Linked DNA regions of Homo sapiens: region 1 is linked to region 2. The links are chromatin loops, found by intact Hi-C in ENCODE. Cell type or tissue: mammary epithelial cell. All regions are shown on one strand. Region 1 overlaps CRISPLD2 (cysteine rich secretory protein LCCL domain containing 2). Region 2 overlaps CRISPLD2 (cysteine rich secretory protein LCCL domain containing 2).

The links. Hi-C counts contacts between places; a loop is a spot of excess contacts. Peaks named below come from ENCODE experiments on the same cell type or tissue, not always from the same donor. Only the 100,000 strongest peaks of a DNase experiment are listed, where the experiment ranks them.
Region 1: a loop joins it to region 2, with 2.9 times the contacts of the local background. A loop is called at or near these places in 5 of 110 quality-filtered maps.

What each region holds. Positions count from the first base shown.
Region 1 is chr16:84,832,008-84,840,007 of GRCh38, forward strand. CRISPLD2 (cysteine rich secretory protein LCCL domain containing 2) reads left to right here. Exons shown (of 15, transcript NM_031476.4): 2 at 6,415-6,728. The coding sequence starts at 6,489. Among named protein-coding and RNA genes, the nearest start is that of CRISPLD2, 16 kb to the left of the region's middle. RefSeq lists an enhancer at 4,165-4,733. In mammary epithelial cell, no CTCF peak of the experiment used is centred here; DNase peaks (open chromatin) are centred at 4,384 and 6,134.
Region 2 is chr16:84,894,870-84,902,869 of GRCh38, forward strand. The region is part of intron 14 of CRISPLD2 (cysteine rich secretory protein LCCL domain containing 2); the gene reads left to right. Among named protein-coding and RNA genes, the nearest start is that of LINC02176, 29 kb to the right of the region's middle. In mammary epithelial cell, no CTCF peak of the experiment used is centred here; DNase peaks (open chromatin) are centred at 3,162, 3,732 and 4,752.

The sequences.
Region 1 (8,000 bases), 63 kb before region 2:
TGCAGGCGTGAGCCGCCATGTCCAGCCGGATTTTTAAACATTGGATTTTGTTAAGGTAAACGTGGGCTTTGAAATAATATGAAGAGAGAATTGTCTGTTCATAGCATTCCACATTATTCACTCCAGCCTTCTAAAATCCCTTCAAACGATGCATTTTTGGAGGCTCTGGCACAGCCTCCTTATTATAACAGGCAGTGCACTGACTGGGGACTGAAGTTCAGGACCTTTTTCCTTCCTCACAGCCGTAGGGCCTGTCACTCCCCTCCACCCACAGACGTGAACTCAAGAAGCTCGGTGCTGTGTCCAAGATGACACAGGCTTGGGCAAGGCCAAGGGCCAGTGAGGGGCAAGGTCAAGAATTGAACCCAGGTCTCTCTTCCCCGACAGCCCATGCTGCAGTCAGTAAAGAAGCAGCCCAAATCAGACGTAGTCCTTATATGGCTTTTCTGATCTAGCTGGGAGCAGGAGGGGGCCACAGAGTCATCCCGTAAATATTTATCAAACACTGACTTAGACATCGACGCTTCGGCGGTGAACGAGACCCGCAGGTCTGCGGTGTGATTACACTGGAGGTTTCTAGGAAGCCGTGCTCCTCGGGCTGAGTCTTAGCAATGAGCAGGAATTCATCTCCCTGGCCTGGGCCAGTGAAGCGGGGCATGTCGGGGTCATGGGATGAGCTGTGGGAACAGCATGTGCAAAAGCAGGGAGCTTGGCACAGGCTGGGAGCTGACGGCTGACAGGCTAAGTCCCGAGATTCATCTTTCTGGCAGATTCTCCTAAACACAAGGCACTTGCAGCCCAGGCCAATGACGCAATGAGCTTCAGCCCAGCTCCTTCTCCCTCACTCACTTCTGAGTGTTGAGTACGATGGCGCCCAAGAGATAACCATCAGGGAGACCCCTCGCTAAACTTGGACACATGGTTTGGTGATCCCCTAAATGTCCACAAAGCCTCGGCCAGGGTAGAGGGGTGCGGTTGGAGAGCTCATAGTGCAAACAAGCTGTGTTGAAAGTCCTCCAAACTTTTGGCAAGTTTGAGTTCAAGTCTTGGTTTCACTTTAAACTAGCCACACAGTCTCCTAAATGCCAGTCTCCTGGACTCAGTTGCACTTTCTGTAAAATGGGGCTGAAAACAGCTGCCTCCCTGCTAGAGTCCAAATGCATCTCAAAGCTCTGGGCAGCGCGGGAGAAGTGTGGCTCCCGTCGCTTTGATTCGCCAGCTGTGGGTCTCACCATTGACCCTGGGACCTGAAAGCTCTGTCCGTTCCCCTCCCAGCCTCTGCTGTGTGCTGAAATCTGGTGTGTTTTCATGAGGTCTCGGAGCCGTTATCTTACTTGTGGTCTTATGGGCTCAGTTTTGCAACTCTGGCAAAAGAGAACAAAATCTTCTAGAGAGCATTTCTGCTGTGTTGTCCCGCGGTCCCTAGTGATATTTCATTATCAATGAGTGGCTGAGTGGACAGGATGCAGGGGCATCTCTCTAGGAGTGGCGCATGCACCCGGCCCTGCCTGGGAGCATCAGGGGTAGAAGAGCAGAGTTAGAGTGGGAGCCTCACACCCTGGGTACCGAAGTGCACTCGGGGCAGCCACCAAAGCGTGAGCTCTTCCAGGACGCTAGGAGGGCACTCTGCAGGGGGCATCCATCTGCCAGAGGTCAGAGGTCAGAGATCAGCTCATCATATCTGGGTCAAAGGCGAGTGGGCAGCACCGATGGTGGTGGGGGGGCGTGTTTGTGTTGGTGGAACGTCACCATGATGCGAGGGTCTCCGTCGTCTCCCATGGGGGTGACACGTTGGTGCCTTCTCATCAACAGAGGCACCACGTGACCCGGGAGGCCCGTGCCCTGACTCCCCCAGCCCAGCAGCCTTCCCAGGAGGCAGAAGAGGGTGGAAGAGAACTTTAGGGCAAGATTCGGTTGTTTGGTTTGGGAGCCCCCTTCCCCCTGCATGGGTTGGTGGGGGTGCTTGGGATTTTCACATCCAGAGGGAAGCCCACTCCGTGGGAGGCAGCAGGGCACTAAGCCAAGGGCATACCTGGGCCTCGAGGTTAGAAGAGCTGCGTTCCGGCTCCAGACTTGCTGCTCGCCCTGGGCAGGTTCCTTAAATTCCATGGACTTCAGCCTCCTCATCTGTAGAGTGGGAGTGATGGAGCCCAGACTCTGGAAAGTCAGGAGGGTGAGAGGAGATCACGGAGGTCAGGCGCTCACACCACGACGGGCGCAGGGCAGGTCTTCCCCGGCGGCCCCCTTCGCCCTGAGGGTTGCTGGCGTGAGCCCCTTCTTGATGTTGGCAAGCCCGGGACCACTTGGAGGTCCATCCCATTTGGAAAGAGTTTGTGTGTTTTCATTGTCAATGGAAAAGGGGTGGAAGTGCTTCGGTCCCGGTTCCGACTGAGCTGTCTCAGAAGTGAGGGTAGAATGGGCAGTGTGGGCCAGGGCTGCCGGGCACTGCCCCTGTGAACTGGGCCTCGGCCAATTGGTTTGTGGCTTTGGCAGATGGCACCAACCAGGTTCCAGCCAGGACCCTGGCCTGGCCTCCTAACGTGCCTGTCTGCCTCCTTCGTGTCTCCTCTTTACAATAGCCAGGGGCATATTTGGAAACAGTCCTGTCCAGCCATGTGTTATCTGATGTGTGTTGGTCTGTTAAGCCGGCTACAGCAAAGTACCACAAGCTTCAACAATAGGAATTTAGATTCCCACAGTTCTGGAGGCCAGAAGTCTAAGATCAAGGTGCTGGCGGGGCTGGTTTCTTCTGGGGTCTCTCTCTGTGGCTGGCAGACGGCGTCTTCTCCCTGTGTCCTCATGTGGTCGTCCTCTGCGTGTCTCGGTCCTAAACTCTTCTAGTAAGGACACCAGTCAGCTTGGTTAGGGCCCAACCTCATGGCCTCACATTACCTTAATCACCTCCGCAAAGGCCCCGTCTCCAAATACATTGCATTTGGAGGTCCTGGACATTAGGGCTCCAGTGTGTGAGTTTGGGGAAAACCAGCTCAAACCCATAGCTGTGTGCTTGTTCCTGTGCACCCAGCACTGGGCTCTGGGGGTACAAACTGGAATGAGGTGCTGGCCCTTTTATGGTTACTTTTCTTTTTTTAATTTTTTTGAGGTGAAGTTTTGCTCTTGTCTCCCAGGCTAGAGTGCAATGGCATGATCTCGGCTCACTGCAACCTCCACCTCCCAGGTTCAAGCAATTCTCCTGCCTCGGCCTGCCAAGTAGCTGGGATTACAGGCAGGCGCCACCACGCCCAACTGATTTTGTATTTTTAGTAGAGACGGGGTTTCTCCGTGTTGGCCAGGCTGGTGTCGAACTTCTCAGGTGATCCACCTGCCTCGGCCTCCCAAAGTGCTGGGATTACAGGTGTGGGCCACCATGCCCGGCCTATGGTTACTTTTCTGCTCAAAATCTGCTGTGTTCTCCTGCGGCCCAAATGTAGTAGGAGCCATCCAGATCTGGAGGAGCCTCATCCCCTCCCAAGCAGGGACCCTCCGACCCACCCCCAGGCCCTCTGGGCTGAAGTCAAACCCAACCACTTTCAGACCCAACAGTACTGGCACACCACCCAGCATGGCAGGCCTGTGTCTCCCAGGCTGGTGGCTTTTGTGGTGCACATGAGGGCACTTGGAGAAACCCTCCCATTCCTCTCCCCTTTTCCTTCTGTTGTCTTCCAATGTGGAGGTTTCACTAAACCCCGTGGTTCTCCCAACTCTAAAGCTCCACCTGAGACTTCATAACTTCTCTTTGGAATCCTTAGAGAAGGACCAGCCTCTAAGCTGTGGAAGTCCCTTTAACATTCAGAACAAAGGCGGCCAGTCAGATCTCCTGGGATAGCTCACGCTGGCTCAGGAGGACGTGCCAGAGGACTCATTTAAAAACAGCATTTGACTCCTCCTGTTTTCTCACTTTGGCATTTTGTTTTATTTTGTTAAGCACAGGTTGGCCCTCCCTGATCTGACAATCCAAAATCCGAAATGCTTCAAAATCCAAAACTTTTTGAGCACTGCCCTGAAGCCACGTGTGGAAAATTCCACACCTGACCTCATGTGATGGGTTGCAGTCAAAACATAGTGAAAACTTTGTTCCATGCACAAAATTATTTTAACATGTTGGATGAAATTACCTTCAGGCTACATGTATAAGGTGTATCTCAAACATCAACAAATTTTGTGTTTAGATTGGGTCTTATCCCCAAGATATCTCATTATGTACATGCAAATCAGCGGAGCATCGTCATGACACCAGGAGGACACCCCGTGACGCCGATTACCGCACTCTCAACCTCAACCCAGCGTCAGAGTTTTCTGGCATCTCTTCTTTGAGCCTGGCCGCCTGCAGCTGGAAATGCTCATATATGGTGGTGTGACTAACCTGAGAGAGAGAGATCAGGGATCCTGAGAAGTTCTGCATTCTTGGTCTGCTTCCCAGTGGGACGAGTAAGCACGCAGAGGTCCTCCCCACGCAGCCCCGGGCTCGGCTTTGGAGGAGGGCAGCCCGTCTGCCCTGCTACAAAGCAAGCCAAGCCTCTCCTCTCCGCATGGGGTTATTTTTGTCTGAGGCGCAGGCTCAGTCAGGACCCTGGAGAGTTTCCAGGGGTCGGGAATGGGAACCACAGCATTCCCATAGCTCTTTGGCTCAGCCTCTGTCGCCTGTTGCCAACGTTTCTGCTTCCTGGGATGCCCGTCTTGGCCTCTATCCCCTCCAGGCCTTGATCTACATCTCCCCACCCCGGCCCCACCCGAGGATGCCCACCTTGCACTGCCACTGTCCCAGCCAACTTGACTGGTAAACACCTGGTTGGTGCTATGGGGGTGAAGACCAGGGAGGACTCATGTGAAGAACTGAGCCCCGTGGAGTTCCGACGGGTCAGCCTGAGGCACGGCCACCACCCAACCCTCCAGACAGAGCTGCTTCTTCCGGCCCTCGAGGGCCTGGCACTGTCTTTAGAGTCAGCCTTGTCCTGCTATGTGGGGACTGCGGGTTTCCTCCTCCATCTCCCCGACCTAACTGAGCTCCTTGAGGCCAGGGACAGAGTCCTCTTCATCTTCGCATCCCCAGTCTCCATCTCGGAGTCCAGCACAAAATAAGGCGCTTGATGGAGGTGACTGGGTGGCCCCGACTCTCCCCTGCGAGGAAAGCAGAGAGGAGGGGTGTGCGTGGACGCACTCGTTCAAGCCCTTCCTTGTCTTCTTGGGCCAATGACATACATTTTTCAGATGGCAAGCCAGGAGGAGGAGGTCTGTGGTTCGTGACCCTATAATGGAGGGGAGGTAGTTGGCCCCCAGGGACAGAGGAGTCAAGGTAGCTTGCTGGAAAACTCTGGGTCTTTGTAATCATCATTTCGAATTTCAGCATCTCTGCTTACCAGGAGGCCGGCCCTGGGCTTGTCTTGTCACCACACTAAGCCATAGCTTGCTTTTTTTTTTTTTTTTTCTGAGACGGAGTCTCGCTCTGTCGCCCAGGCTAGTGTGCAGTGGCGCAATCTCGGCTCACTGCAAGCTCCGCCTCCCGGGTTCACGCCATTCTCCCGCCTCAGCCTCCCAAGTAGCTGGGACTACAGGCGCGTGACACCACGCCCGGGTAATTTTTTGTATTTTTTAGTAGAGACAGGGTTTCATCGTGTTAGCCAGGATGGTCTCGATCTCCTGACCTTGTGATCCGCCCGCCTCGGCCTCCCAAAGTGCTGGGATTACAGGCGTGAGCCACCGCCCCCGGCCAGCCACAGGTTTCTTATCTGTAAAATGGGGATGAGAACAGCCTGACCTCCTGGGTTGCCATGGTGATTGAGAATAACATAAACGACCGGCCTGTGTAGGTGCTGATGAAGGGTTTTCTGAGGGAACAAAAGGCTGAGGCCTTGGCTGGACGTGGTTCTGGGCAGCTGTGTCTTAGTGTGCAACAGATGTGCGGGTGGGGCCCGGGGCGAGGGCCGTGATAAGAGGAGCCATATGTCAACCACTATTGGTAAACTGAGTCTGACTTCACAGGGACTAGAAGTTTGCTCTCAACGTTGGTCCACGGAGCATCCTTTGGTGATGGGAAATGACTTTAGCAATCCCCTTGGGGCAGGTGATAGAAGCTAATTTGTGCCTGAGATTCACCTGAGTCCTGAATGAATAAGAGATGCTGACTCATAATTAGAAAATGCAGGGACTCGCTCAAGGAAAACTTGAGTCCAGGAAGAACTGTTCTAGGTTATCCTCTTTGGAATCCTGACAGCTTGCCTCGCTGGAAACCCTTGGCGTAAATCCCAGCTCCACCACTTCCTGTCTGTGGGACCTTGCTTGTTTAGCTTCTGTGGGCCTCAGTTTCCGCATCTGTAAAATGGAGAGAGTCGTGTGTGCTGCGTTCGCTGCTCCAGCCAGCGCTGTGACCGGCTCCTACTAATGCGACTTCTCCCACCACCCTCTGCTTCCTTTCAGAGCTCAAGCGCCCAGCTCTGCCCGAGGAGCCCAGGCTGCCCCGTGAGTCCCATAGTTGCTGCAGGAGTGGAGCCATGAGCTGCGTCCTGGGTGGTGTCATCCCCTTGGGGCTGCTGTTCCTGGTCTGCGGATCCCAAGGCTACCTCCTGCCCAACGTCACTCTCTTAGAGGAGCTGCTCAGCAAATACCAGCACAACGAGTCTCACTCCCGGGTCCGCAGAGCCATCCCCAGGGAGGACAAGGAGGAGATCCTCATGCTGCACAACAAGCTTCGGGGCCAGGTGCAGCCTCAGGCCTCCAACATGGAGTACATGGTGAGCGCCGGCTCCGGCCGCAGAGGCTGGCACCGGGGGTGGGGCCTGGGCCACCAGCCTGCTCTGTTCCCCAGCCAGCTCTGTTCCCCAGCCAGTGCGTGTGATGGCTGGCTCAGGGTCTCCTCTGGCAGGGGAGGATCCCGGCTCTGTTCTGTTTTGTTTGTTTGTTTTGAGACAGGGTCTCACTCTGCCACTGACGCTGGAGTGCAATGGCACAATCGTCATGCCCTGAAACCTTAGACTCCCGGGGTTAAGCGATCCTGCTTCAGCCTCCCAAGTAGCTGGAACTACAGGCATGCACCATGGTGCCCAGCTAGATTTTAAATATTTTGTGGAGATGGGGGTCTTGCTACGTTGCCCAGGCTGGTCTTGAACTCCTAGGCTCAAGCAATCCTCCTGCCTCAGCCTCTCAAAGTGCTAGGATTATAGGCATGAGTCACCCTGTCTGGCTCTGGCTCTGTTCTTAACATTCTGCCAAAACAACACACGTGGGTTCCCTGTGCAGAGCCTGCCTCGTTGCCTTCATGTCACTCTTGGTAGCTCCACTGGGAACACAGCTCTCAGCCTTTCCCACCTGGAGGCAGAGTGGGGAGGGGCCCAGGGCTGGGCTTTGCTGATGCTGATCTCAGCTGTGCCACACGCTAGCTGCACCACCCTGACTTCTCCTTAGCCCGTGTGAGCCTCACTTTCCACTTGGAGAGTCCTTCCTCGCGTGGTTGCCATGACTGTGAGATAAGTCGAGGCTGTGAAGGGCCCGGCACAGACTGACCCTGCCTCCCCAACCCCTAGGCTTTGCTAACCGGGAAAGGAGCTAACGGTGACAGAAGACAGCCAAGGTCAACCCTCCCGGGTGATTGTGATGGGTGTTCCAGGTGTGGTTGGGCGATGCTGCTACTTGACCCCAAGCTCCAGTGTGGAAACTTCCTTCCTGGCTGGTTTTCCAGAACTACAGAGGAATGGACCACAGTCTTCCAGGGTCCCTCCTCGTCCACCAACCGGGAGCCTCCACCTTGGCCATCCGTCAGCTATGAATGGCTTTTTAAACAAACCCACGTCCCAGCCTGGGTAACATGGTAAAGCCCCGTCTCTACAAAAAAATCCAAGTTAGCCGGGCATGGTGGTGCGCACCTGTAGTCCCAGCTGCAGTGGGACTGAGGTGGAGGTGGAGGTGGGGGGTGGGAGCTGAGGAAGGAGGATCGCTTGAGCCTGGGAAGTCAAGGCTGCAGTGAGCTGAGATTGCACCACTGCACTCCAGCCTGGGTGACAGAGCAA
Region 2 (8,000 bases):
AGCACCGAGAATCTCAAGGGTCAGGTGACTGAAGATCTCGCTATGGGTCTAGAAATCCTGAGAAACAGAAGATACTAAGCTATCATTTCCAGATCTAAGGAGCCCTGCACTCTCCCCCAAGCCAGGCTGCCCCGAGGCTGGGACATGAGGTTCTCTGTGCTCTGCAGAGGAGCTGCTGATAGCAGACAGGCAGGTTCCCCTCCTCCACTCGTATTCCAAACTTCCACCAGCTCTGCACACGTTAGCACATCTCATTCCCCAACAGCCCTGCAAAGTAGGAACCGTCATTATCCCTATTTTATCAGTAAAGGAAGGGAAGCACAGAGAGGTTAAACGACTTGCCCAAGGTCACCCAGCCTACCAGGGGCAGAGCTGGGACTCAAACCTAGGCCGCCTGTACCAGAATCCATGCTTTTAAGCAGCACTCATGACTTCCTCAGCCTGGACAGGCCACTGAACTTGGGGCACAGACCCTTCCCAAGAAGGGGCCAGGGAGACCCTTGAATGCCAAGATATACTTGTTCCTGTCTTTACGATACAAGAAATACATACTTATTATTTAAATAATACATCCAGAGAGCAAAAAGTAAGAGTCCCAACAGGTGCCCTGTTAACCTCAGTTAACTGCTGATTTATAACTTTTCTTGACCTGTTTTTCCCCCGTGCACATAAAACTCACATACAAATCAAAACGGAGATTGTATTATACGTGCTAGTCTGAAACTTTTCCCCCCTAAGAATAATGATATATTTCATCAAATGAGATGAAGAGGTTTGACAGTTCCCTAGAGTGTGGGCTTTGTGAGGATAGTTCACTCACCACTTGTGCATACCCAGCCTGCGTTGCCCACATTCTCACTTTGAAGGGAGGGCAAGGTTTAAACCTAGCAGGGGCGATGGCATTTGTAGCTCCCGGCTACTGAGCACCTGCTGGATGCTCGCCTCTGGCCCAGGTACCTCCCTGGAGAGGCTCATGGACTTTTTACAGTGTCCCTAAGGAGTGGGCACTTTGAGGAACCCAGTTTACAGATGGGGAAACTGAGGCTCAGAGAAAAGGGTTAACCAGCCCAAGGTCCTAAAGATGAGAGCTAAACCTGTACCTGTCTAACTTTGAAATTTTCCTGAGGGATCAATAGAGGGGTGAGACTCTGGGAGAACAAGATTGGAATCCTTTTTTTTTTTTTTTGGAGATGGAGTCTCCCTCTGTTGCCCAGGCTGGGATGCAGTGGCGCGATCTCCACTCACTGCAACCTCTGCCTCCTGGGTTCAGTGATTATCCTGCCTCAGCCTCCCAGGTAGCTGGGATTACAGGCACCCGCCACCACACCTGGCTAATTTTTTTCATATATATATATGTTTAGTAGAGATGGGATTTCACCATGTTGGCCAGGCTGGTCTCGAATTCGTGACCTCAAGTGATCCGCCCACCTCAGCCTCCCAAAGTGCTGGGAGTACAGGTGTGAGCCACCGTGCCCAGCCAGGATTGGAATCCTTTAAAAAAAAAGACTATATATAGAGAGAGACACACACACACAGACACATACACATATACAGACAGTCTTAGACACTTAAGATCGTTCAACTTATGACTTTTCAACTTTATAATGGTGTGAGAGCCATATGTATTCAGCAAAAACCATACTTCAAATTTTGCATTTTGATTGAAAATTCTTTATACTAACTTCCTTGTAAAATAGGCCTGTGTTAGGTGATTTTGCTCAGCTGTGGGCTAAGGTCAGTGTCCTGAGCACACGGAAGGTAGGCGAGGCTGAGCTGTGATGGAGGCGAGGTGTATTCAGTGCATTTCCGATGTGGACTTCTGACTTCCGATGGGTTTATCAGGACGCGACCCACCGTAAGTCAGGGAGCATCTGTGTCCACAGTCATGTATGTACACTCATACATATAGAGACAGTTATATACATATAAATGATATTTCTTAATAATTAAAAATAAATTACACTTTTTAAAAGCCAGAAGACTAAGCACTCAGGGGTTCCTCTTCTGCCGTCCTTTTAGTGCTGGCTTCAGGACTCCACAGGGCAGCTTCCCTGTCTGCCTCTGGAACCAGAACCGGCCGTCCACCCTCCTTAATCCCGTCTGTGTGTTGGGTGATGCCAAAAGGCAAGCTCTTCCTCCTCAGGTCACTTTCAAGGCAATTGAGGGGGATGCAGCCCCACGTGCCTGTCCCTGGCTGGCCTCTAGGAGGGAGCCCCGTGCTTCTGGGGAGCTCTTCAGAGAGTCCCTGGATTGTTCCTGCCCCTTTACTCTGGCCTTTAAAGGGCCTTTCTAGGCCGGGTGCGGCGGCTCATGCCTGTAATCCAGGTACATTGGGAGGCTGAGGTGGGAGGATCACATGAGGCCAGGAGTTCAAGACCAGCTTGACCAACAGGGTGTAATCCCATCTCTACTAAAAATACAAAAAAAAAAAAAAAAGCCGGGCATGGTGGCATGCACCTGTAGTCCCAGGTACTTGGGAGGCTGAGGTAGGAGAATTGATTGAACCCAGGAGGTGGAGGAGGCTACAGTGAGTGGAGATTGCACCACTGCACTCTAGCCTCGGTGACAGAGCAAGACCGTGTCTCAAAAAGACTAGAGAAACCTCAACAATATAGTGAAAATAATTTTAAGATCTTCATAGCACTCAACTTCCCATACCCAGAAACAACCTCTGTAAACATTCCAGTGTATTTTCTTTCAGGTTTCTTCTGTGTTTACATATAAACACGCCTTTTTTTGTTGTTTGTTTGTTTGTTTGAGACGGAGTTTCAGAGTTTCGCTGTTTTGCCCAGGCTGGAGTGCAGCGGCTTGACCTCGGCTCATTGCAACCTCTGCCCCGCAGGTTCAAGTGATTCTCATGCCTCAGCCTCCCAAGTAGCTGGGATTACAGGCACCCACTGCCAGGCCCGGCTAATTTTTGTATTTTTAGTAGAGACGGGGTTTCGCCATGTTGGCCAGGCTGGTCTCGAACCCCTGACCTCAGGTGATCCGCCTGCCTTGGCCTCCCAAAATGCTGGGATTACAGGCGTGAGCTACCACACCCGGCTTAAACACGCTTTTTAAAAAGGGATTATGCTATTAGTATTGTTTTGTTAATCGGATTGTGGCTAGCTCTTCAAGCCCTAGCCTGTCTAGCCACACCGTGGTTTCAGTGGCTGCACAGATTCGGAGGCATGGAGAGACCATCATCCGTTTATCATCACTGATTGACACTCAGATCGTTTCCTTTTTTCTTTCACTGTAATAAACAACACTAGAAAGAACATTTTTGCGCAAGCCTGTGCACTTTCTTGCCGATTTATTTAGGTGACTTCCTCTTACCAGAACAGCCACAGCCACCAAAGTGCTGTCCTAATGCAATGCACAGTGTCGCACCAAGGAAAAAAGTCAGCACATCCTTTCCTGTGTAAGGCTCCCCCGCCAGTGGCTTTCCATTGTACTAAGAATCAAATCCGCCCCACTCCCATTCAAGGCCGCAGCTGCTTCGGCCCCTGCCCGCTCCCCCACCCTCTCTGTGCATCTTCCTCCTACATTTCCACCTCACTGGCCTCTCTGCTCCTTGACTGCACCAAGATCATGCACACCTCAGTGCTTTTGTAGCTGCTGTCTGGTACCCTCTGGGCTCTCATACGTTCCTGGGCTGTTTTAGACTGAAATGGCCCCTCCCTAGGCAGCGTTCTCCACCATCCAGCCTGCACTTGTCTCCTGCTCCCTGATGGATCTGTGTCATTTCCCCTGACTCATCACCTTCTGAAACTGTTTCTTGCATATGTTTTGCTACTTCTCACCCCACCCCAGACTGTAAACTTCCTGAAGGCAAGAGCCTCACTGGTCTTGTTAACCCCACAGCCCTGATGCTGCCCAGCACTTGGCACATAGCAGGTGCTCAGTAAACACTGGTTGAATGAGACTTTGCTGAGTTGAGCAATTGGTTCAGAGTTGGTTGAGGGCTTTTATTTCTCACTTATAGTCCCAGTTGCACCACTGCACTCCAGCCTGGGCAACATAAGTGAGACCCTGCAGCCTCAACTGCAGTGAGCTGTGACTGCACCGTTGTACTCCTGGGCTCACTGCAGCCTCAACTGCAGTGAGTTGTGATTGCACCATTGCACTCCTGGACTCAAGCAATCCTCCCACCTCAGCCTCCCTAGTTGCTGGGACCACAGGCGTGCACCACCACATCTGGCTAATTTTTTTATTTTTGTAGAGACAGGGGTCACTGTGTCACCCAGGCTGATCTCAAACTCCTGGGTTCAAGCAATCGCCTACGTTAGCCTCCCAAAGTGCTGAGACTACAGGTGTGAGCCACTGTGCCCCGCCTGAGGGATTTTCAATACCCTGTATCAAAGTTGTTTAGTGCTCTTTATGAAAGTTGCTTGATACACTTGATAAAAAGTCCAATACCTTTTATGAAAATTACCCAGAAATACTGCAGCAATTTATACTCCTTCAGGCATGTATGGGAGTTACAAGCTAATCCAAAAAGAGAATCAGAGGGCAAGATTTGGGAAAGAAGGGCGGGAAGGGTATTTTATAATTATCAAGCCACACTCGTTATTCATCAGACACGTACAACTACCAACTTCCCCAGCATACCTGGAGCTTAATAACTGCTTGAGGCATGAACAACTGGGGACACTGAAGGTGGGGAATTTTTCTTGGTGCCCAAACCTGCGGGAATTTTTACCTGTGGCGGTGGATGGCACCAACAGTTGATGCTGCCAGTTGCACGGTGGCATCCTGGGCGGTGTCAGCACATTCTTTGATGTGTTAGGAAATACTTGCCCAGCTTGTCGGGGCCTGCTCTTACCTCCAAGGTGAGCAGGTTGTTTAATGGGGTGCATGGTTGTCCAGGCAAGATACCCAGGGCCCTTGGGCTGGCCATGTCTACATCTGGACGGCAGCCTGAATGGTTCCCTTGTCCCTTGGTTGTTTGGGGCCCTGAGAACATGAGAACCCACTGCACCGTCCATAGAATCTGCAGACCCATAGTAAGTCAGGAGGGACACAGACCCCTGGTAATTTTCCCCAACGTGGCTTGCCCCCCATGCAGAATAACCACAGTAACTTGTGGCCCTGGTTGGTTCTCCCAGGATATTCACTTGGACAGAGAATTCAGGGAAATCTTACATCCCCCAAGGCCTGAGGAGGGCCCTGGAATCTGAACTTTCCAGAAACCAGCAGGGCCGCCAGGGTCACCCCAGCCCCTGGCCACTCTTTCTCCTCCTCTTGGTCCGGAGCCACCTGCGGCCAAGCGTTCTGCCTGGGTCTTGGCTCTTGGCGTTTCTTTGCAGCTCCATCTCTCCGAGTGCTCCCATCTGATACACGTTTCAAAAGTTCAATTCCAGGGTAGCCAAAAGTGTGAAGCTGCCATGGAGAAGGGCTAAAAAACAACCAGGAATTCCAAGCGGCCTGCTCTCGGAGGATTGCAGATCTTAGCAGCCTGAGAGGGCCGGGGTCTCCTGGCTAGTCTGGCAGTTTCCAATCTGGGGGCTCTCTTTGTTTGGAGCGGAGATCCTAAAGGAAACCCCGCCCAGAAATGGTGACTAGGCTGTTAATCTTATACTCAAACTCCTTCATCATGAGCAAGATGCAAATGAAAATGATATCTGGATGCCACTCCCTACCTTCTATTGGTCAAGAACCAAAAGCAAGACATCACACAGCGCTGGGAGGCATCACACAGCGCTGGGAGGCATCGCACAGCCCCGTTGTCATTGTCCGGGGAGTCTGCAGGTGTTATCTTTATGCAGGGCAGGTTGGCAGCTGTCAAGATGCAAATGCACGTCCTTTGGTCCAGCAATTCCACTCCTAGGCGCTCACTCTCAGGCACCCTCACACAAAAGCAAAAAGTCCCATGGACAACAATGACATTGTTTGCAAAGGTAAAAAATTAGAAAACACGGGCTCAATGGCTCGCGCTTATAATCCGGGCACTTTGGGAGGCTGAGACGGAAGGATTGCTTGAGCCCAGGAGTTCGAGACCAGCATGGGCGGCATGGTGAAATCCCATCTCTAAAAAATACGAAAATTAACCAGGCATGGTGGTATGCACCCGTGGTCCCAGCTACTGGTGAGGCTGAGGTGGGAGTATGACTTGAGCCCAGGAGGTTGAGGCTGCAGTGAATCATGATGGTGTCACTGCACACACACACACACACACACACACACACACGCAAAAAAAAAAAGATTAGAAAGAACTAAATGTCCACCAATAGGGATCCAGTTAAATATAACACTTTATTACAATGGAATACTATGCAGTGGATAAAAAGAATGAGTTCTTTCTGTATAGTAAAGCAACAAATCCCGAGATATATTGTTAAGCTAAAAAAGCAAAGTGCAGAGTGGTATGTCTATGGCAGTATGTATATAATATTTGTGTTGAAAAAATGGGTGAGGGAAAAAATATAATAATTGTTAACATCCACATAAGATCTAAACATCTCTCCTCTGGGGAGAACTTGGTGCAGAAAGACAGGGTTGAGAGGGAGAGTGTTTTTTGCCTTAAGGATTGTGTGTTCAACAACTAAAATGTGCGGCTATGATTAGTCTTTTCCATTTTAATTTTGATGTGGAAAGAACACTCCTGGCTGCACTTTTTTTTTTTTTTTTTTTTTGACGCAGAGTCTCCCTGTGTCGCCCAGGCTGGAGTGCAATGGTGTGATCTCGGCTCATTGCAACCTCCACCTCCTGGATTCAAATTATTCTCCTGCCTCAGCCTCCCGAGTAGCTGGGATTACAGGCATCTGCCACCATACCCAGCTAATTTTTGTTTTTGTATTTTTGGTAGAGATGGGGTTTCACCATCTTGGCCAGGCTGGTCTTGAACTCCTGACCTCAAGTGATCCACCTGCCTCAACCTCTCAAAATGTTGGGATTATAGGCGTGAGCCACTGCACCTGGCACTGGTTGCACTTTTTTTTTTTTTTTTTTTTTTTTGATGCAGAGTCTCACTGTATCGCCCAGGGTGGAGTGCAGTGGTGTGATCTCGGCTCGTTGTAACCTCCACCTCCTGGGTTCAAATGATTCTCCTGCCTCAGCCTCCCAAGTAGCTGGGATTACAGGCACCTGCTACCACACCCAGCTAATTTTTGTTTTTGTATTTTTGGTAGCGATGGGGTTTCACCATGTTCCCATGCTGGTCTTGAACTCCTGATCTCAAGTGATCTGCCGGCCTCGACCTCTCAAAGTGCTGGGATGACAGGCGTGAGCCACCGCGCCTGGCCCTGGTTGCACACTGTGAACAACGCTTTGGGGTCTACAAGGCGCCATGCTGCCTTCTAGAACAAAATTCCAACAAATGCGAGTTTGCAAGATCTTATCGGCTTTTATTAGCAATTCATGTATCAGGCAATATCCCAAGTACAGAATAGAAAGGTGCTTCCACGAACTGAGCAGCGAGGGGAGGTTTTAGAGTCAGCAAAGGCTGCATGCAGAGAGTACAAACGATGAACAGGCCGGGCGCAGTGGCTCACGCCTGTAATTCCAGCACTTTGGGAGGCCGAGGAGGGTGGATCGCAAGGTCAGGACATCGAGACTATCCTGGCTAACAAGGTGAAACCCCGTCTCTACTAAAAATAGAAAAAAATTAGCCAGGCGTGGTGTTGGACACTTGTAGTCCCAGCTACTCGGGAGGCTGAGGCAGGAGAATGGCATGAACCCAGGAGGTGGAGGTTGCAGTGAGCAGAGATCACGCCACTGCACTACAGCCTGGGTGACAGAGCGAGACTCCATCTCAAAAAAAAAAGAAACAACAAAATTTGGATGGGTCGTCCCAGTTACTTTTCTTGTAGGATTAAAGCAGGAAGGCCACACTATCCTGCTGGCTCAGAGGGACTGGGGGCCCTTTTGATTGGTTGTTGCTGTGTATCTCCTATTTTTTGGAAAATCGGCCCATTGCTTTTTTTTTTTTTTTTTTTGAGACAGAGTCTCACTCTGTTGCCCAGGCTGGAGTGCAGTGGCGTGATCTCGCTCACCGCAACCTCCACCTCCTGGGT